2 separate regions of the Mus musculus genome follow, and region 2 is linked to region 1. Evidence: chromatin loops called from intact Hi-C (ENCODE). Cell type or tissue: heart. All regions are shown on one strand. Links, peaks and the distances in the headings refer to the core of each region. The heading gives the core; the rest is flanking DNA. Region 1 has its middle 18 kb from the start of Plppr1. Region 2 overlaps Gm52718 (a long non-coding RNA gene).

Region 1 (11,507 bases), core at 1,894-9,893:
TTTAACATTTTTTAAAAGCATTCTTTTTGGCTAATATCCACCTATCGGTGAGTACCTACCATGCATCTCCTTTTGAGTCTGGGTTACCTCACTCAGGATATTTTCTCATTCAATCCATTTGCCTGCAAAATTCATGATGTCCTTGTTATTAATAGGTGACTAGCATTCCATTGTATAAATGTACCACATTTTCTGTTTACATTCTTTGGTTGAGGGACGTTTGGGTTGTTTCCAGTTTCTGGCTATTACAAATAAGGCTGCTATGAACATAGTGGAGCAAGTGTTCTTGTGGTATGGTACAGCATCTTTTGGGAATATGCCTAGGAGTGGTATAGCTGGGTGTTCAGATAGAGCTATTTTCAGTTATCTGAGGAACCACCAGATTGATTTTCAGAGTGGCTGCACCAGTTTGCAATCCTACCAGCAATGGAGTTGTGCTCTGGGATACCGAACTAAACAGAGGATTCTCAAATTGGCAGAGAGGTACTTAAAAAAAATGCTCAACGTCCTTAGTCATCAGGGAAATGCAAATCAAAATGACCATGAGATTCCATCTTATACCAGTCAGAAAGGTTATGATAAAACAAAACAAAACAAAACAAAAAAACCCACAAAACTCAAGGGACAGGTGAGGATGTGGAGAAAATGGACTAATCTTCCACAACTGGTCTTTTTTCTCTACATAGATATGTCTCATTAGCAATTTGCAAAGACGTTCATGTATTCAAGGAGATGCTTCAAGACATGAACTACTACATGCTGCCTATTGGGCTGGGTATAGAGACACACAAGATATGTGAGCCTTTATCACATGTTGCCTATCAGGCTGAACATACATGACTGACAGTCAGTAAGGAACATTAAGGAACTAACTCTACAGCGTTCTATTTTTTAACTTCTACTCATTTGTATTTGTCGTTTACTTGCCAGTCACATGAGTAGATTCCTATTTAGACTGCCAGGGAGTGTGGCTGTGTAACTGGAAATGGACAGGTGACATGTTAACAAATGCAAAGTTGTAATCATATAGTTTCTACCTATTCTATTGAAATTGGAACTGGAGCCCAGAGCCAAAAGCCTAGATACATACTATCCACCTTTGAAAAATGTCATCAAGCATTTTTCTTCTTCATTCTTACAGGGATCTGACTTAGGCAGGGGCAAAGTGAAGTATGTCAGCTATAATAACAATGGTAATGGGATTTTTTAATTTTTTAATTTTTTTATTATTTTTATTGTGAGAAGGATTTTCTCAGTGGTAGGACTCTGCCATTTAGGCACTTTTCTACTGCCCACGGTAACACCATTGACCTTACACTCCCATGCCAGTGGAACATGGGAATGACTGGAGCCCGAGAAGGCAGCAGAGCAACTGGATTCTGTGAATTCTTTTTCTCTAAATAACCCCCTTGAGACATCAACAATTTGTAAAACCATGGAACCAACCCAACATAGATGATATATTTTAGGGTATAACACTATGAATCTTTTAGATACATGACGTCTATGCTTGCATGGGGCTGCATTTATTGGATGATGGTGATAGAGCTAGCTAGCTAGCTACCAAGACAGATACACAGTTTTAATGATCCCTGTAATGTACCCTGCAAAGAGCACAGTTATCTGTTGGCAAGAAAGCAAGCTACATTATGAAGCTCTTAAGGAGTCTGTTTCTGACTATTTTCTAGCTCAGTTCTCTTTCTGTTAATTTCTAGTACTCTCTCCTTTTAGAATTTGTTGCATATATTTCTACACATGTGATGCCAGTGATGAGGGCCCCCTCCCCCTCTCTCCCCTCCCTCCATCCCTTTCTCCCCCCCCCCCCACAGCATGTTCAGTCAGCTGCATAGGAAAATATTCATGCCCTCATTAACTTCACTTGACTGCCTCTGCATCACACGAAATTGGGCCCTAAAACATCAGTGTTGTTTTCTTTGTGGTTCTTACACACGTCATAGTTTGCAACTAGAGCACAGCCTAGTCATCTACATGCCTTAGTACATGACTGTGTTTTCTGTGCCTTCCATCAAAGCAACAGATCTCTTAGGAGTGACAAAGCTCTATGCCAGATGATATACACTGGCCTGTACATCATCTTGATTCTGTTTAGAAATATGTTTTCTTGTTCAGTAAAGGATATCATTGTTTGTCTTTCTAATTTTTGAAAGATCAAAAATCTGTATATAAAATCTGACTTACAGCTTCTCTTGAAGGAAAGAAAAACTGATGACTCAACCTATCTTTCTTTTATTACAAATTTGAGTTTCCTCCTTTAAAAGCATCATCCTGTCTGGTCTACTCTGGAGCTTTCTGCTCATACTAGTTTTCCTTTTGAGTCTCACTGCTCAGTGACAAGCATTTTCAGTGTGTTGATTCTGTCTTCAGTGGAGTCATGTCAACCATCACTTGAGCACTGTTAGCAATGCAGATGTTGATAGCCTATCACTGGGACCCAGAATTGTCTACTCTATTCTCACCAGTTGGTGGAGGTGTGTATAGCCTTATGCTGATGAGTGTATCCACTTCCCACCACCAGCTGAACCCTATCCTACTAAGTAGTCAAGGGCATACTTAATACATCAATGGTTTGGTCACCCTCAAACTTTCTTAGAGGGCATAGTAAAGGACTTTGTGGGACTATGTGATCCTGCTAGCATCCTTCTATTCTAATACACACACACACACACACACACACACACACACACACACACACACAAGATAACAAATATTACATCATGAGACAGAGAAGTCCATCTTTCATGATATTTAGGGAATGTGATTCCTACTTTGGAAACCAGGAGCATCTTTTCACTGAAATAAAGACTCTGGATTGTGGGGGCGGTGAGCTGTGCATAGGCAGCCTGGTCCCTGGTCGAGCTCAGGCTTAAAACCCCAGAGACCCAGCAGGCGACTGTCCCCTGCAAGAGACTGCAGGTGTTTGGCCACACCCCTTGGGCCCCTGGTTCCTGTCACAGCTATACCCGGCCCACAGCCCACCCCCTGCTCCTTTAGAGAGGTCTGTGGCCATCAGTCACTTAGGGCAATGCTCCAAGCCTGGATTCCACTCCCTACAGTTACCTGGCAACAGCCAGGTATGCTCCTCCCCACAATTATCTGGCACAGCCAGGTAGGCCTGGCCCACTATAAAAGGGGCTATTTGCCCCCTCCTCCCTCTCTTACTCTCTTACCCTTGCCTCTCTCTCTTGCCCTCTTGCTCCCCCTTTCTTTGCACTCCCTACCCTGTCTCTCCATATGACCATGGCCAGCTGCCATGACAATAAACGCCTTAAAACCATGGACTGTCTCTTCTCATTGGGACCCTCCGTCCTCCTCTAAAGAGCCGAGCTTCTAATCTCCCTCAGAAAGCCTCTCAGCACTTCCGGCCATGGTTTTTACCAATCCAAGCCACCCACAGAGCAAGTGAGCAAGTCTAGGATACTCTCATCTGTGCAGGAGGGAGTCAGCCAGAGCTCTCTCCTCCTGCTCTTTTCCCTCCCCCCCCCCACCCCCCCCCTGGCCCCCGTGTCAGAGCCAGCCCTGAAGGCCCCTACTATATTCTCAGCTCTTCCATGGCATCCCGCAGCGTCTGTGGTGCCCAAGAGTGAGAACCTGCCATTCTGGCCTCTGTGTGGGCTGGGACCTCCGAATCAACTCTGGCAGTTCTGCAGGACCTCAGACTGTGCCTCCTGGAGCAGGGTCCTATGGTTTCTCACTGCCCAACAGTGGCGTGGGCTGCACATAGTCAAACTTCCCGTGTCCGCCTCCATGAGTGGCCCTAGCCTTGTGGCAAGCTGGACGCAGACCACCTTTTTTAACCCACACTGGGTATGTATGTATGTATGTATGTATGTATGTATGTATGTACAGTTTTTAATCTATCTGGAAAATATCAGTTCTTTTCCTTGACTAAGAAAGAATGTGGAGTGTAGAGAATAAGGATCTATAATTTATCCTGGCAACATTTTAGCAGTGTTTAGTGATGGTTCACCTGTGTTTCAACTAAGCATAATTCTGAAGACTTTCTCTGTCCTATAAGTGCTTGCTGATCACAGTTGGGAAAAACACTATCAGAGACATTACCTTTTAGTGATGCACATTTTATAAATGATGGCTCTGAAGCTGAGAGGGCTCTTAACCACCATTAATATAAGAAATAAACAAAGAACTCAAACTAAATTGAACTCATGATTTGGATCTGTATTTCAGTGTTCTGCTTTTAGAGTTTATATATGTCACCCTAGGTCACATCGGAGGAAGTGTTTCCATTGTCAAGAAAAAAAATAATCCTTTGATGTTTTCCAGTTTTCTGTGGTGTATTAGATGGAAATAAGACTCTCCCTTCTACTTCTTTCTTGGTGCTGAATGGGAAAACACTTAATTTGGAAGAGAAAACTGCTATATTGCAAGGGATGATGCAGTCCGCCATTATTGGCAGAGAGGATGAGCTTTGTGACAAACCCAATAATATTGAGACAGCATTGCAGGTGCCACTGGAGTCCCAGGATCCTGAGTCCTGCTGACATCCATTATCATAGACATGAGGTGTCACAGTTGTTGATGAGTTTCTGTGCCAGAGACCCGGACAGTGTGGGACCCTGGTGCCACTGAAGTGCCAAATCAGGCCTCTGCTTCCAGGAGTGTTAGTGATGCTATAGTGGGCTGATCTTTGGGGATGAGCACAGAGGTAAAGTGATTCAGCTGTATGAACATCGTAATGAGATGCTCAAGAGACAAGATTTCTCTTCCCTTAATTAGATGCTGTGAGTTGAGAGAAACAATGGTGAAAGGCCCTCTGCTCCTCTATGTTCAGTTTGGCATGCTTCATTCTCCCCTCCCCCTCCCCTCCCCTCCCCTCCCTTTCCCCTCCCCTCCCCCTCCCCCTCCCCTCCCCTCTCCTCCCACTTCACTTCCCTTTCCCTCTTCTCCTCCTCCTCCTCCTCCCCCTCCTCCTCCTCCTCCTCCTCCTCCCCCCCTCCTCCTCCTCCTCCTTCTTCTTCTTCATCGCGTGTGCGTGTGTGTTCACACTTGTGCATGCATAGACTACAGAGAGAACCCAGAGCCTCATACATTCCAAGCATGTGTTTTTCAGATTAATGACACCTCCAGTCCATCCATGTTCATTTTGAATCAAACACACCATGCCCTATGCATAAGCACAAGATAACAGTAACTTTCTTTTTCCAGAAGTGAGAGCCCCTTGAGTGATTCCATTCATGTCACATTTTGTACCTTAATTCTAGTGGGAAAGCATGAGTATGAATTTATTTATTCAAGAAGCATATACTAAGAACCTAGTATAGATAAGATAAAAGACGGCACTCATCTTCAATTTGTTCAAAGTCCATAAATAGAATTACATACCGACTTACTGCTTCTGGGATACAATAGCCACATCTGGGTCATTTGAGAGAGCAGAAAGCTATTTTCTCACTTTCCTGGAGGTTTGGAAGCCCAATATCAAGGCACCAGTATCAGGTGTAAGACCTCCTGTTACATTCTCCCTTGGAAAAATGGAAGAGAATGAACTCACTCCTGATGCCACCCTCAAGACCTAATCACTTCTTAAAGGCATCAACACTTAATATCATCACAAAGGCCATTGAGTTTGGACAGGAGAAAGAGATAGAAATAGTTTAAGTATAACACATGTAAATGTGTACCTTACATATAGTTATACATAACAGTAAGCTAAAGAGCAAAGTCAGGAAAGCCTTGGGAACACAGAGGCAGGTCCCTTTCCTCTCCTCCCTGCTTTAGGGGATTCAGAGAAGGCTTTCTGGATGAAGGGCATCTGAACTGACACTGGAAAGACAAATAAGACTTAGGCAGACATACTGAAGGGAACAAAACCAGCATCTAGTGTTGAAGGGAACTTGGCATGCTTGGAACAGCAGGGGAGAGACAAGAAGATGGGTTTGTTGGAAATGTTGAGGTCTGGGGCCAAAACAATTTTAACCAAGACCATAACAGACTTTGAAGAGAAAGCTTGAGAATTCCCTTGGGAAGTTAAAGCAGTGAGTGACATGGTCAGTGTACCTTTTAGATCCCTACTTGATATGTATAAGCATAATAGAAGATTGACCCCATAGAATATTGGAAATAAACCAAGACAGTTACCCTACCTCAGAACTAATGCTTGTGAAGTTAAAACCTTAGAGAGCTGCAGGGAAGGAAGGTGTGCCCCACAAGCCAGTCACACCAGCCTGGCATTGGGAAGCTGACAGCTGTTCCAGACATTCTCTTGACACCTGCTGTGGGCATGGGACAGGACTTCTGGCTGTCTCTTGCCAAGGGACACCTTATCAACTACACAAAGCTGTGATTGGCAGATGTATGAATGCCAGGAAGGAGCAAGGACTTCCTGGACTACTGTCACCTTCAGGAGCGTAGAGAAGCTGACAAGCAAAGGGCACTGAGATCAGCCTTTACTGGGTAATGACAGCATTGGTGGCTGTAAGTGGAGTAAGGCTGGGCCTTTGGCCAAATGAGTTGGCAGCATAAGCCTGGCCTTGGCCTTGGCCCTCTCTGCTCCATCTGTCTAGCAGTGGGTGTCAGCCTTTAAGGGCACCAGCTTTCTAAGCTGGCAATTCAGAAAAAGGGGAAGGAGACACTTAGAAAGTATGCCTATGGGTGAGACTGTCTGAAATATTCAGGACTAGGAAACAGGCACAGTGTGGCCAGAGGAATGGGTCCTTTAAGCATTGTGCGGATCCATGGTTTGCTTTTCCTTTTCTTTGCCTCTATTACTATTAAGGAGGTGCTAAAATGGCTGTGTCTATTGAAGAGAATTCCAACAGGACATGGGAAAGAAAACCAAATCAAAATGCCTTAAGCCAGTCCAAGTGAACTTCTCAAGTAACTGAAACATCTAGTGGTATCCTAAGGCACAGTAAATTCAACATCATCTTACAGATATAATCCTTATGGTATTCCCAGTCTTACAGTGCCTCAACTGCTTAGTGTCCTAGTAAGGAAAAACATGACAGTTTTCCTTTTGTGAATTTTGACCTAATTCTCTAGGGTTCTATCATTTACCATCTGCTGGAAACCACAGTGGCTAGGACAGTGGAAAGCCTGATCCACTGGGTTGGGATTCTAGGCTCATGCTTAGATATGGGAGAGCAGTGTTTGTTTGTTTGTTTGTTTGTTTGGAGGATGCCAACTGCTTAGCTGGATGCATTCTTGGTTGGAGGATGAAAAGAGCAAGCTAGAACAGCAGATGTCCCCAACCTCACTGCTCAGCATACTGGTATACTGATCTGTGTAGACTAATAGTGATGCTCTTCAGGGGAAATTTCCTACTGATAGTAATGGCAAGGATGTAATCAGTCATTGGTATTGGTATTATGAAGAGAATTGCACCATTTAACATAGGGGTTCCCTGAAGGTTTACCTCAGCTAATGGATTCTTTGCTACATGTGAGGGACATGGGTTCACTAAGAGACTAGAAAACATGCTCTTTAAACATTTTAGCCAGTTTTTAAGAGTTATAGCTCATATCCCTGTCAAAGGTAGATAAAATAGAACTTTCAAGGCTAAGACGATGGCTCACTAGCTAAGAAAACTTGTTGTGTAAGCATGAGCATGTGAGTTCAGATTCCCAGCACCTGTGCAAAACCTGTGCACGGCTTAGCATGACTATGACCTCAGCCCTGGGGTGGGGATGGGGGCAGCAGAGACAGGACAATAAATGGGGCAAGTTGACCACCCTGCTTAGCTGAAAAGAGGCATAAGCTCCAAGTTCAGAGAAAGACCCTGTCTCAAGGGAGGTAGGGGGAGTGACAAAGCAACACTCCAGGCATCTTCCTTTGATATGTACATGCACATGCGTGCGCACATGTGCACATGCACACATACACACACACACAGAGGGAGAGACAGAGAGAGAGAGAGAGAGAGAGAGAGAGAGAGAGAGAGAGAGAGAGAGAGAGAGAGAGAATACACACACACACACAGAGAGATAGACAGACAAACATACACACACACACAAACACACACACACACACACACACACACACACACACACAAATATGACTACACCACATTCCAACAACACCACTGTTACTTTAAAACTATTTCGTCAAGGTTTTCCCTTATACCTCTAGGAACTGTTATTTCAGCCAATGCAGCTGTAAATTGAAAGAACACAAGCACACAAAATTACATTTTTTTATTACGTATTTTCCTCAATTACATTTCCAATGCTATCCCAAAAGTCCCCCAAACCCTCCCCCCCACTCCCCTACCCACCCATTCCAAATTTTTGGCCTTGGCGTTCCCCTGTACTGGGGCATATAAAGTTTATCTGTCCAATGGGCATCTCTTTCCAGTGATGGCTGACTAGGCCATCCTTTGATACATATGCAGCTGGAGTCAAGAGCTCCAGGGTACTGGTTAGTTCATAATGTTGCACCTACAGGGTTGCAGATCTCTTTAGCTCCTTGGATACTTTCTCTAGCTCCTCCATTGGGGGCCCTGTGATCCATCCAATAGTTGACTGTGAGCATCCACTTATGTGTTTGCTAGGCCCCGGCATAGTCTCACAAGAGACAGCTATGTCAGGGTCCTTTCAGCAAAATCTTGCTAGTGTATGCAATGGTGTCAGCATTTGGAGGCTAATTATGCGATGGATCCCTGGAGATGGCAGTCTCTAGATAGTCCATCCTTTTTTCTCAGCTCCAAACTTTGTCTCTGTAACTCCTTCCATGGGTGATTGTTTCCAATTCTAAGAAGGGGCAAAGTGTCCACACTTTGGTCTTCGTTCTTCTTCAGTTTCCTGTGTTTTGCAAATTGTACCTTATATCTCGCTATACTAAGTTTCTGGGCTAATATCCACTTATCAGTGAGTACATATCATTTGAGTTCTTTTGTGATTGTGTTACCTCACTCAGGATGATGCCCTCCAGGTCCAACCATTTGCCTAGGAATTTCACAAATTCATTCTTTTTAATAGCTGAGTAGTACTCCATTGTGTAAATGTACCACATTTTTTTTGTATCCATTCCTCTGTTGAGGGGCATCTGGGTTCTTTCCAGCTTCTGGCTATTATAAATAAGGCTGCTATGAACATAGTGGAGCATGTGTCCTTCTTACCGGTTGGGACATCTTCTGGATATATGCCCAGGAGAGGTATTGCGGGATCCTCTGGTAGTACTATGTCCAATTTTCTGAGGAACCTCCAGACTGATTTCCAGAGTGGTTGTACAAGCTTGCAATCCCACTAACAATGGAGGAGTGTTCCTCTTTCTCCACATCCTTGCCAGCATCTGCAGTCACCTGAATTTTTTATCTTAGCCATTCTGACTGGTGTGAAATGGAATCTCAGGGTTGTTTTGATTTGCATTTCTCTGATGATTAAGGATGTTGAACATTTTTTCAGGTGCTTCTCAGCCATTCAGTAATCCTGAGGTGAGAATTCTTTGTTTAGCTCTGAGCCCCATCTTTTAAGGGGGTTATTTGATTTTCTGGAGTCCACCCTCTTGAGTTCTTTATATATATTGAATATTAGTCCCCTATCTGATTTAAGATAGGTAAAGATCCTTTCCCAATCTGTTGGTGGCCTTTTTGTCTTATTGACGGTGTCTTTTGCCTTGCAGAAGCTTTGCAGTTTCATGAGGTCCCATTTGTCAATCCTCGATCTTACAGCACAAGCCATTGCTGTTCTATTCAGGAATTTTTCCCCTGTGCCCATATCTTCCAGGCTTTCCCCCACTTTCTCCTCTATAAATTTCAATGTCTCTGGTTTTATGTGAAGTTCCTTGATCCACTTAGATTTGACCTTAGTACAAGGAGATAGGAATGGATCGATTCACATTCTTCTACATGATAACAACCAGTTGTGCCAGCACCATTTGTTGAAAATGCTGTCTTTCTTCCACTGAATGGATTTAGCTCCCTTGTCGAAGATCAAGTGACCATAGGTGTGTGGGTTCATTTCTGGGTCTTCAATTCTATTCCATTGGTCTACTTGTCTGTCACTATACCAGTACCATGCAGTTTTGATCACAATTGCTCTGTAGTAAAGCTTTAGGTCAGGCATGGTGATTCCACCAGAGGTTCTTTTATCCTTGAGAAGAGTTTTTGCTAGCATAGGTTTTTTGTTATTCCAGATGAATTTGCAGATTGCTCTTTCTAATTCATTGAAGAATTGAGTTGGAATTTTGATGGGGATTGCATTGAATTTGTAGATTGCTTTTGGCAAGATAGCCATTTTTACAATGTTGATCCTGCCAATCCATGAGCATGGGAGATCTTTCCATCTTCTGAGATCTTTTTTAATTTCTTTCTTCAGAGACTTGAAGTTTTTATCATACAGATCTTTCACTTTCTTAGTTAGAGTCACGCCAAGATATTTTATGTTATATGTGACTATTGAGAAGGGTATTTTTTCCCTAATTTCTTTCTCAGCCTGTTTATTCTTTGTGTAGAGAAAGGCCATTGACTTGTTTGAGTTAATTTTATATCCAGCTACTTCACCGAAGCTGTTTATCAGGTTTAGGAGTTCTCTGGTGGAATTTTTGGGGTCACTTATATATACTATCATATCATGTGCAAAAAGTGATGTTTTGACTTCATCTTTTCCAATTTGTTTCCCCTTGATCTCCTTTTGTTGTCGAATTGCTCTGCCTAGGACTTCAAGTACTATGTTGAAGAGGTAGAGAGAAAGTGGGCAGCCTTGTCTAGTCTCTGATTTTAGTGGGATTGCTTCAAGCTTCTCACCATTTACTTTGATGTTGGCTACTGGTTTGCTGTAGATTGCTTTTATCGTGTTTAGGTATGGGCCTTGAATTCCTGATCTTTCCAAGACTTTTATCATGAATGGATGCTGGATCGTGTCTAATGCTTTTGCAACATCTAACGAGATGATCATGTGGTTTTTGTCTTTGAGTTTGTTTATATAATGGATTACATAGATGGATTTTCTTATATTAAACCATCCCTGCATCCCTGGAATAAAACCTACTTGGTTAGGATGGATGATTGCTTTTATGTGTTCTTGGTTTCAGTTAGCAAGAATTTTATTGAGGATTTTTGCATCGATATTCATAAGGGAAATTGGTCTGAAGTTCTCTATCTATGTTGGATCTTTCTGTGGTTTAGGTATCAGAGTAATTGTGGCTTCATAGAATGAGTTGGGTAGAGTTCCCTCTACTTCTATTTTGTGGAATAGATTGTGCAGAACTGGTATTAGATCTTCTTTGAAGGTCTGGTAGAACTCTGCCCAAAACCCATCTGGTCCTGGGCTTTTTTTGGCTGGGAGACTGTTAATGACTGCTTCTATTTCTTTAGGAGATATGGGACTGTTTAGATCGTTAACTTGATCCTGATTTAGCTTTGGTACCTGGTATCTGTCTAGAAATTTGTCCATTTCGTCCAGGTTTTCCAGTTTTGTTGAGTATAGCCTTTTGTAGAAGGATCTGATGGTGTTTTGGATTTCTTCAGGATCTGTTGTTATGTCTCCCTTTTCATTTCTGATTTTGTTAATTAGGATTCTGTCCCTGTGCCC
Region 2 (11,507 bases), core at 1,597-9,596, 250 kb before region 1:
ATTTGTTTAACTGAACCAGTTCTTATCTATTTCTGGAACTGTGCAAGAATCTGAGGTTCTAAAATAAGCAAATAGTGCTTCGCTTTCAATAAAAGTTGATATTTTATTGAGAGTTTGAATTATTTTTAGCAAGTTGGAAATGATTTTTAATTACATTTGTTTATCTGTGCACACATGGGATGCATGGGTGTGTCTTGGCATGTGTGTGGAGGTCAGAGGACCACAATTCTCTCCTTTCATGCTGTGGATCTTGGGGGGAGCGAACTCAGGTTTTCAAGTATGACACAAATTTCTTTTACCCACTGAGCCATTTTGTCAGCTCTTGAAATGTTTTAATTTATTTTTTATTAATTATTTTATTCATTTACATTCCAAATATTGGCCTCCCTCCTGGTCCTACCTTCCAGAGTTCTTTACTCCTTCCCATCCTCTTAGTCTCTGAGAGGGTGCTCACCCCACCCCTCTGGCATCCCCCTTCCCTGGGGCATCACGTCTCTACAGAATTAGGCTCATCCTCTCCCACTGAGGCCAGACAAGGCATTCCTCTTCTACATATGTGCCAGGGGCATCAGAACAGCAGTGTATTTCCTTTGGCTGGTGGCTTAGTCTTTGGGAGCTCCCAGGGGTCCAGGTTAGTTGACACTGTTGTTCTTCCTATGGGGTTGTCATCCCTTTCAGCTCCTTCAAGCCTTCCCCTAACTCTTCCATAGGGCTCCTCGATCTCAGTGCAATGGTTGGCTGTGAGTATCTGCATCTGTTCAGTCAGCTGCTGGTAGAGCCTCTCAGAGGACAGCCATGCTAGGCTCCTGTCTGCAAGCACACATAGAACCAGTAATAGCATCAGGATTTGGTACTCACATGGGATGGATCCTAAGTTGGGTTTGTCACTAGACAGCCTTTTCTTCAGTTTCTGCTCCATTTTTGTCCCTGCATTTCTTTTAGACAGAAACGAGTCTGGGTCAAATATTTTGAAGGTGAGTTGGTGACCCCATCCCTCCACTTGGGTCCCTGTCTGTCTCCTGGAGGTGGTTTCTTCAGGTTCCATATTTCCACTGTTGGGCATTTTGGCTATGGTCACCCCCATTGAGTCCTGAGAACCTTTCACATCCCAGGTCTCTGAGACTTTCTAGAGGTTCCTCCCTACCCTCCTGCAGTTGCATATTTCCATTCATTCTCCTGACCCTCTCATGTCTCCCCATCATACCTCATTCTGCCCCCTTTCCCCACTCCCTTCTCTCACCCACCCAGGTCCCTCCATCCCTGTGCTTCCCGTGACTATTTTGTTCCTCCTTCTAAGTGAGACTGAAGCATCCTCACTTAGGCATTCCTTCTTGTTTAACTTCTTACTGTCTGTGGATTGTATCAAGGGTATTCTGTACTTTTTGGCTAATATCCACTTATCAGTGAGTCCATATCATGCATGTCCTTTTGGGTCTGGGTTACCTCACACAGGATGATGTTTTCAAGTTCTATTCATTTGCCCGCAAAATTCATCATGTCTTTGTTTTAAATAGCTGAATAGTATTCCAATGTGCAAATGAACCACATTTTCTGTATCCGTTCTTTGGTTGAAGGACATCTGGGTTGCTTCCAGTTTCTGGCTATTCTGAATAAGGCTGCCAATAGAGGAATCTCCAATGGCTGAGAAGCTCTTAAAGAAATGTTCAACATTCTTAATCATCAGGGAAATGCAAACCAGAACGACCCTGAGATTTCACTGTACATCAATCAGAATGGCTAAGATCAAAAACTAAAGTGACAGCACATGTTGGTGAGGATGTGGTGAAAAAGGAACACTCTTCCATTGCCAGAGGGATTGCAAACTTGAACAATCACGCTGGAAATCAATCTGGCGGTTCCTCATAATATTGGAAATAGTTCTACCTGAAGACCCAGCTATTCTGCTCTTGAGCATATACCCAAAAGATGCTCTACCATACCACAAGGATACATGGCTTCACTATGCTGAAATATATATATTTAAATATATTAACTCACTCAATAAATTAAGGTTCCTTGTGGTGAGTTAATATGTAAATAATTACTTTATAATAAGAATGGTTACTATAAATTGGTCTTTTTTTCTTCATGTGCTGGATCTAATGGTGCTGCCTTTTATAACTGGCATTTTAAGGGCTGGGGAAGTGGTTCAGTGTGGATCACTTGCCTAGCATGTGTGAAAACTTGGGCTCTGTCACCAGCATCTTGAAAATACAAAAACAAATGATGCTTTTAGACACAAGGTAGAAGAGCCAACTTGTGAGGCCCACAGTTTCTCACCTGTCCTCAACTCCACCCTCCACTGGAGTACCCACTTCCCATAATGACCTCACGCAGTTGCAGCTAATTCCCTAGGTCCTTGCTAATTAATGCATTATTTCTCCTTTGATCTGAATTTCTTCTTGTCCCCAACACTGATGAAAAACAAACAAACAGACTTAGCTCAGCTTCTTTCTTTCTGTTTCTCTCTCCTTTACCCAGAATTCTCTATCCACTGAGTTCTAGGAACATTGGGGAGTCAGTTAGCACCTGGGCAAGTTTTCTGTGTTTCAGTGGTATTAATGATAACACAGACAACACTTTTCACACTAAGTGTGTGCTGACTATTAGTGTTACAACTGGCTAACTTGTGGTATTACTATTGTCTTCTTTTTGTAGATGAGGACACTGAAGCCACCACAGTCTCTCAGGGCTGGATATGGAGTCAAATCCTGCTGTGAGACCCAAAATAGGATCTCTCATTCCCTGTTTCTTCTTCAGTGTGTGGTCTTTTGACTCTGTGTATTAGAACCACGTATGGGTGCTGGTAAAATGTAGATCACTGTGCAAATATATTACACATTTATTATTGATTTGTCAACTGATGGACATCTAGGTCATTTCCGTATCCTGGTTATTGTGAATAGATCAGCAATGGACATGAATGAGCAGGTTTCTCTGTAGGAGGATACAGAGTGGTAAAGCTGGGTCATGTGGTAGATCTTTTTTTTATTATTTTCAGGTGTGTCCATTATGGTTTCCATGGAGATGACATCAGTTTGCATCCCCTAACCCCCACCAATGAAAAGGTGCTTCTCCCTGCATCTGCCAGCATTTGCTTTCTTTCTTTAATCTCAGACATTTGATGAAATGTCTAAGGATGAAATCTCAAAGTAGTTTTAATCTGCATAAATATAATCAAAATACACAATACAGAATTCCCAAAAGAGCTAATAAAATAAAAAACTAGATTGCTGACTGTATCCCCAGATCTGTCTGTAAGTCTGAGTTTGCATCCTTTCTGCGTTTCCTGAGTGGTTCTGCACACTGTGTTTAGGAATTACCTTGCATACTTGGCTAGCTTCTTTATCCTCACCTTTGTAATGAGATTATAAGCTTCAGTTTACTTGAATTCATGTTGCAATACCAAAGGAGTGGGTATTGCCACAGTCCACAAGTGGAACTAGAATATGGGATTTAAAAATAACCATTCTAGTGTATTACTCAGAGCCATAAGACAACAAACAAAGTTACCTTATTATGGATATAAGATCGAAAGGGCCAGAGAGGTCTGTTCCTAAAACACTGTGGCAAGATTTCCTTATCAAACAATGAGATGGCTGCTAAGGGGCCGCAGAGAAGCTTTTGTTCTCCCTATGACTGCTCAGGGCATTATTCAGGGCAACTCACAAGTGATTTGTGCTTTTCTGTTTGATGGGACATCCTCGCAGATCACACCACACATCCAGTCTCCTAGATTTACAACGACATGTGTAATTTCTTAAGTTCAGTCAGTCTGGAGTTTCAAGTGGGGTCTTCATATTCCAAATAACATGTTTCTCATGTTCCACCATCGTAGTATAGCTGGGCTGATGTTACAAACTGTGTGAATCAAAGAAAAGCCTACATGCAAACAAGGCCAGGAACTGAGGGAGGGGACATGTTCTGATTCTTATTTCCTATTGCAAACCAATCTCTTCTTACAAAGCATCATTTTCTGAAAGCTTTATGGTAGCACATTAGCCACTTAAACATTACCATTTTTAATATGAATGCCAACAATATCACTAGGTACTTGTTCTATTTAATACCCACACCTGGCCATTTATCATTTAGGATTGAAAAACCATGTGACCTAGTTGTATTGCCAATTCTCATAACAATTGTTTAAAGATTTTTTTTTTTAAATAACAAGAGAATGCAAACACTGTTGAAGATGGGAAAGGACCTTTTGCTTATTTACAGCTCTGTTAGTCTGGGAATGGACTGTTGGTAGCGTAAGCGCTTACGTGCATGCCCCTTGTTTTTTCTAGAAAATTCATTTGTTAGGGTTTTGCTTTAACATGTCTGTCTATTACCTGATTGTAAGCAAGATTTTTAGATGGTCCTTGCAGGAGCACCTTACATATTGTAAAAACTGTAATTAAATAATTTCTTAAGATGATATACCAGAAAGTTATTTTTCTGTTGGAGGGCACCGTAGGATGAGTCAGCCAGCTGTAAATGGGTTTTGTAGTCCATCCAAATGAAAGATGAACTTGGCAGCCTCAATCCTTGAATGACCTGCCGAAAATAAAACCAGCTAGCCAGCGACATTTACCCTAGTGAGACTGCCAGTTCATATCATAAAGTGACCATGTAGCTTCATAAACACTGTTCTCTAAACGCTGACTTTCAGAGGCAGCTCAGGGATCCCCATGCTTCTAATATAGCTTTGTGTAAAATGCTAATGTCATGACATTTGTAGAACTATTAAATCATTTTAACATTAAGAGCTATGGTTCTACAACTAATTGATCTTAGTGCATTTCCTCTGCAGAATCCTTTAGTAGTTGGTTGTAACAGGGAGGGATATTTCCTTTTTCCAGCTCTAAAATTTTGTTCTCACGTGGAATCACATACCATCATTTTAGGATAGTTTGCCTCCAACTTGAATGGGGGCAAATCCATTGACACAGTGTTGTTTCAATTCTGGGCTCATTTGCCTGATGCCTCCATTTAATATGATCTGTGGTCTAAAAGCCTGCTTCCCTTGAGAAATATGTCTGCCTGTTTTTCTTTTAAGTGTTTGGGAGTAAATATATATCCATGGTTTCCAGCTACTAAAAGATGGGCTTAGATGCCATAACACCAAATCAAAGGAAATGCTTGTGGCTAAAAATTATCCTGTGGTCACATATGAAAGCAACTGGGATTTATTCTCGTCCTGGCACCACATTTCCTTACTAATGGCCGTCCCACTCAGTGTGTGCTGTCATAGCAGGTCTCTGTAGAAAGAAATAGCTGCAGAGCTCCTGGAAATACTAAGTACCGTGAACAGCAGGGTGGTGCCTGCCCCAATTCTTCATCACCTCTGTACTATTTCACATCTTTCTTGTTGGGTCAAGATTCCATCTGTCGCTGTTTCTCCATCCTGTTTTCTGTTCATACAAAACACCTAATAACAGAGAGCACTTTCTCAAACAAAGCAGCCACATTCCCATTCCTAAATAGGATATCAGTAAGGTTGAGTTCGCTGTCAACAATCTCACTTCTGCCCGTGATCACGGAATATGAGTGTTCACATCTACTCTACTTTCTATGACTGCCGTTTTTTTGCTTCATTCCTCACTGTCTTTGGAACTTACTAGATTCACCATCATGTTTTTTCACAAATTAGAGTGTTTCAGCATCAAAACGTTTAAACACTCAGCCATATATTTCCCCCTTTCCTTTCCACCCGAGTCCCCTTTACGTGGATGTGAAGTATTGCAGAAGTGCGAGGACTTGAGTTCTTCCTCATGGCTAGCTGCTTCTACTAAGGCCAGTGTCTGTGTCAGCTTCTCCTCAGCATCTAGTCTGGATTTACTAATCATTTTGTAACAAGATTTTTATTCTAAAATAATGCTCTGATCCTATCACTTCAAGAATATAACCATGTAGCTAACATCCTTTTCATTTTCTGAGCTTTAATAGGCATCTTACACAATGTACAACCTATTGGTGGAGCATGTTTGTTTAAGGTGGTCTCAACCTCTTTGATGCTGCGACCCTTTAATACATTCCCTCATGCTGTGGTGACCCTGAACCATAAAATTATTTTGCTACTACTCCATAATTGGAACTTTGCTTCTGTTATGGGTCATAAAGTAAATATCTGTATTTTACGATGGTCTTAAGTGACCCCTATGAAAAGGTTGTTTGATCTCCCAAGGGGTTAAGACCCCACAGATTGAGAACCACTTGTTTAAGGAGACAATGAAAGAACCTAGTGGGGAAACCCCCACTTAACTCCCGATTCAGTGTGCACCCAAGAATCACGAACAGAACAAAACACCTTGATGTAACAACACAAGGTATTTTAATGGTGGAGCTCCGAGTCGAAACACAGGAGACAGTGGATTCGACCACGAGGCTTGGAAGCTAGGGGTTTTTATAGAAAAGAGTGGGGCTGGGGGAGGAATTGGTGCGGTTTCACATGATTGGTCCATTTAAACATCAGCAGCCTGTTAACATTTAACTTAGGTCAGAGGGGTGGGAGATAGGGAGGCGACGGGCCTGCCCGGGCATGTCCTGGTCTGTTCTGCTATGTTCTCAGCCCCAGGTTTCAAAGCTCACAAACAACTCTTTGGGCTATTTGACATACATTACATGAATCACAGGTCTCAAGTTTTATTTTCTTTCAACAATACAAAACTCCCTCTATTTTTATTGGGGTGTCATCTTCAATGTGTTTATTTATTTATTAATTAATTAATGTATTTGCAAAGTGCAAGGTTTGTCTATTACACTGCCATACATTTCTTTAGGTTAATTTACTATTTGTTTTGTGAGTGATGTTGATGTGAGATGAAAAACACTTTGCAATTAAACCATGAATCATTAACCACACACCAAACTCCAGAAGCATGTTACTAATAATAGTTAACAGTTCTATAACCACTCAAAGTTTACAGAACGCATCTGCAGTATTTGATCTCAGTTCTCTTATTGTAGGTAATGAGGTTCTGGAGAGCATGGTCAACTGAAAGTTTCCTACCAGGATCATTTCCTCGATGGAGCTGAGTGACTTGAAACATTACATCTCAACCAGGAGGAATGTAAAGCATCCAAAGGCTTAATTTATGTGGAGTGCTTTGGTCACAATAGAATCAATGAATTGCCCAGTAAGAGTTGTCCAGGTCTGATACCTGATTTCAAGGGCAGATTGGTTGCCTCGTGCACAGATTCATTTTAAGTAGTGACTGCATGATTGAGAGGCTACATCGGGCCACGAAAAGGCCAACATTCCATAGATAAGATGGAAGAGTTACTAGGAGGACAGTGGAGCTGCAGACCGACAGTTTGAAGATGGTTTCTCCTTTGTCATTATTACTTTCTCATTCTCCCAGGAAAGCTTGATCAGGTAGGGTGGCTCTGTCACTGTGGGAGGATTTGCATTCCAAAACCCATGCCTGGATCTGCACAGATCTCCCTCAGGGATCATTGCTTTCCTTTTCCTGCTCCTGTTTTAAATTAATTCTGTTTAGCCAGGCAGTGGTGGCACACACCTTTAATCCCAGCACCTGGGAGGCAGAGGCAGGCAGATTTCTGAGTTCGAGGCCAGCCTGGTCTACAAAGTGAGTTCCAGGACAGCCAGGGCTACACAGAGAAACCCTGTCTCGAAAAACCAAAAAAGAACAAACCAAACCAAACCAAACCAAACCAAACCAAACCAAACCAAACCAAAAACAACAAACAAACAAACAAACAAACAACCCAAACAAACAAACAAAAACCCAGGAAAAAAATTAATTCTGTTGACTAACTCTCATCCAAATGTCTGTGCAGTTATTTTTGTAGTCATGGCCTAGCTTACTGTGTGCCACCAAATCTAGTGTCACACAGAGTCTGTCTCTCCTCCTTATCTTTTCCGCAGACATTTTGCTAGGGCGATTTAGTGCATCTTAAGTACCCAGATGTCATTGTTATGTAGATTCTCAATTGTTTAGCATAATCTTACTTAGTTTCAGAGGGCTTCCCAAAAACTTAAACCTAATCATGTCATCTACTAATTTTTCTTTCTCCCTTTGACTTAGTTAATGTTCTCTTTCTCTCTCTCTCCCTCTCTCTCTCTCCCCTCCCCCTCTCTCTCCCCCTCCCCCTCTCTCTCCCCCTCCCTCTCTCTCTCCCCCTCCCTCTCTCTCTCCCCCCTCTCCCTCTCTCTCTCTCCCTTCCTCTCCCTTTCTCTCTCTCCCATTCATAATTAGTTGCATATGTTAAGAAGGCCAATGTTTCTCTTCCTCTGTGTCACCTAAGTCACTAAGTATGCTGATTCCAATCCTCAAAGTCTCCTGAAGATGTCCTGTGTGGTTCCCATCCATTGTACATTGTCCAGTCATTTACTGCATGGATTCTTGTGATGGTCTCATGCCAGGCCCTCTCTCTCTGGCTTGTATTGTTTTTTTTTTTTTTTTTTTTTTTTTCTTTTTCATTTTTTTTTATTAGGTATTTAGCTCATTTACATTTCCAATGCTATACCAAAAGTCCCCCTTACCCACCCACCCCCACTCCCCTACCCACCCACTCCCCCCCTTTGGCCCTGGCGTTCCCCTGTACCGGGGCACACAAAGTCTGCGTGTCCAATGGGCCTCTCTTTCCAGTGATGGCCGACTAGGCCATCTTTTGATACATATGCAGCTAGAGTCAAGAGCTCAGGGGTACTGGTTAGTTCATAATGTTGTTCCACCTATAGGGTTGAAGATCCCTTTAGCTCCTTGGGTACTTTCTCTAGCTCCTCCATTGGGAGCCCTGTGATCCATCCATTAGCTGACTGTGAGCATCCACTTCTGTGTTTGCTAGGCCCCGGCATAGTCTCACAAGAGACAGCTACATCTGGGTCCTTTCAGTAAAATCTTGCTAGTGTATGCAATGGTGTCAGCATTTGGAAGCTGATTATGGGGTGGATCCCTGGATATGGCAGTCTCTACATGGTCCATCCTTTCATCTCAGCTCCATACTTTGTTTCTGTAACTCCTTCCATGGGTGTTTTGTTCCCACTTCTAAGGAGGGGCATAGTGTCCACACTTCAGTCTTCATTTTTCTTGAGTTTCATGTGTTTAGGAAATTGTATCTTATATCGTGGGTATCCTAGGTTTTGGGCTAGTATCCACTTATCAGTGAGTACATATTGTGTGAGTTCCTTTGTGATTGTGTTACCTCACTCAGGATGATGCTCTCCAGGTCCATCCATTTGGCTAGGAATTTCATAAATTCATTCTTTTTAATAGCTGAGTAGTACTCCATTGTGTAGATGTACCACATTTTCTGTATCCATTCCTCTGTTGAGGGGCATCTGGGTTCTTTCCAGTTTCTGGCTATTATAAATAAGGCTGCTATGAACATAGTGGAGCATGTGTCCTTCTTACCAGTTGGGGCTTCTTCTGGATATATGCCCAGGAGAGGTATTGCTGGATCCTCCGGTAGTACTATGTCCAATTTTCTGAGGAACCGCCAGACTGATTTCCAGAGTGGTTGTACAAGCCTGCAATCCCACCAACAATGGAGGAGTGTTCCTCTTTCTCCACATCCTCGCCAGCATCTGCTGTCACCTGAATTTTTGATCTTAGCCATTCTCACTGGTGTGAGGTGGAATCTCAGGGTTGTTTTGATTTGCATTTCCCTGATGATTAAGGATGTTGAACATTTTTTCAGGTGCTTCTCTGCCATTCGGTATTCCTCAGGTGAGAATTCTTTGTTCAGTTCTGAGCCCCATTTTTTAAGGGGGTTATTTGATTTTCTGAGGTCCACCTTCTTGAGTTCTTTATATATGTTGGATATTAGTCCCCTATCTGATTTAGGATAGGTAAAGATCCTTTCCCAGTCTGTTGGTGGTCTTTTTGTCTTATAGACAGTGTCTTTTGCCTTGCAGAAACTTTGGAGTTTCATTAGGTCCCATTTGTCAATTCTCGATCTTACAGCACAAGCCATTGCTGTTCTGTTCAGGAATTTTTCCCCTGTGCCCATATCTTCAAGGCTTTTCCCCACTTTCTCCTCTATAAGTTTCAGTGTCTCTGGTTTTATGTGAAGTTCCTTGATCCACTTAGATTTGACCTTAGTACAAGGAGATAAGTATGGATCGATTCGCATTCTTCTACATGATAACAACCAGTTGTGCCAGCACCAATTGTTGAAAATGCTGTCTTTCTTCCACTGGATGGTTTTGGCTCCCTTGTCGAAGATCAAGTGACCATAGGTGTGTGGGTTCATTTCTGGGTCTTCAATTCTATTCCATTGGTCCACTTGTCTGTCTCTATACCAGTACCATGCAGTTTTTATCACAATTGCTCTGTAGTAAAGCTTTAGGTCAGGCATGGTGATTCCACCAGAGGTTCTTTTATCCTTGAGAAGAGTTTTTGCTATCCTCGGTTTTTTGTTATTCCAGATGAATTTGCAAATTGCTCCTTCTAATTCGTTGAAGAATTGAGTTGGAATTTTAATGGGGATTGCATTGAATCTGTAGATTGCTTTTGGCAAGATAGCCATTTTTACAATGTTGGTCCTGCCAATCCATGAGCATGGGAGATCTTTCCATCTTCTGAGATCTTCTTTAATTTCTTTCTTCAGGGACTTGAAGTTTTCATCATACAGATCTTTCACTTCCTTCGTTAGAGTCACGCCGAGATATTTTATATTATTTGTGGCTATTGAGAAGGGTGTTGTTTCCCTAATTTCTTTCTCAGCCTGTTTATTCTTTGTGTAGAGAAAGGCCATTGACTTGTTTGAGTTAATTTTATATCCAGCTACTTCACCGAAGCTGTTTATCAGGTTTAGGAGTTCTCTGTTGGAATTTTTAGGGTCACTTATATATACTATCATATCATCTGCAAAAAGTGATATTTTGACTTCCTCTTTTCCAATTTGTATCCCCTTGATCTCCTTTTGTTGTCGAATTGCTCTGGCTAATACTTCAAGTACTATGTTGAAAAGGTAGGGAGAAAGTGGGCAGCCTTGTCTAGTCCCTGATTTTAGTGGGATTGCTTCCAGCTTCTCTCCATTTACTTTGATGTTGGCTACTGGTTTGCTGTAGATTGCTTTTATCATGTTTAGGTATTGGCCTTGAATTCCTGATCTTTCCAGAACTTTTATCATGAATGGGTGTTGGATCTTGTCAAATGCTTTTTCTGCATCTAACGAGATGATCATGTGGTTTTTGTCTTTGAGTTTGTTTATATAATGGATTACATTGATGGATTTTCGTATATTAAACCATCCCTGCATCCCTGGAATAAAACCTACTTGGTCAGGATGGATGATTGCTTTAATGTGTTCTTGGATTCGGTTAGCGAGAATTTTATTAAGAATTTTTGCATCGATGTTCATAAGAGAAATTGGTCTGAAGTTCTCTATCTTTGTTGGATCTTTCTGTGGTTTAGGTATCAGAGTAATAGTGGCTTCATAAAATGAGTTGGGTAGAATACCTTCTACTTCTATCTTGTGAAAAAGTTTGTGCAGAACTGGAGTTAGATCTTCTTTGAAGGTCTGATAGAACTCTGCACTAAACCCGTCTG

Evidence for each region. Peaks named below come from ENCODE experiments on the same cell type or tissue, not always from the same donor. Only the 100,000 strongest peaks of a DNase experiment are listed, where the experiment ranks them.
Region 2: it touches region 1 in a loop (4-fold over the local background); 6 of 42 quality-filtered maps call a loop at or near these places.

What each region holds. Positions count from the first base shown.
Region 1 is chr4:49,035,486-49,046,992 of GRCm38, forward strand. No RefSeq gene overlaps it. Among named protein-coding and RNA genes, the nearest start is that of Plppr1, 18 kb to the right of the region's middle. In heart, for the core only: no CTCF peak of the experiment used is centred there; a DNase peak (open chromatin) is centred at 6,356.
Region 2 is chr4:48,786,752-48,798,258 of GRCm38, forward strand. All of the region lies in intron 1 of Gm52718 (a long non-coding RNA gene), which reads left to right. Among named protein-coding and RNA genes, the nearest start is that of Gm52718, 17 kb to the left of the region's middle. In heart, for the core only: no CTCF peak of the experiment used is centred there; no DNase peak of the experiment used is centred there.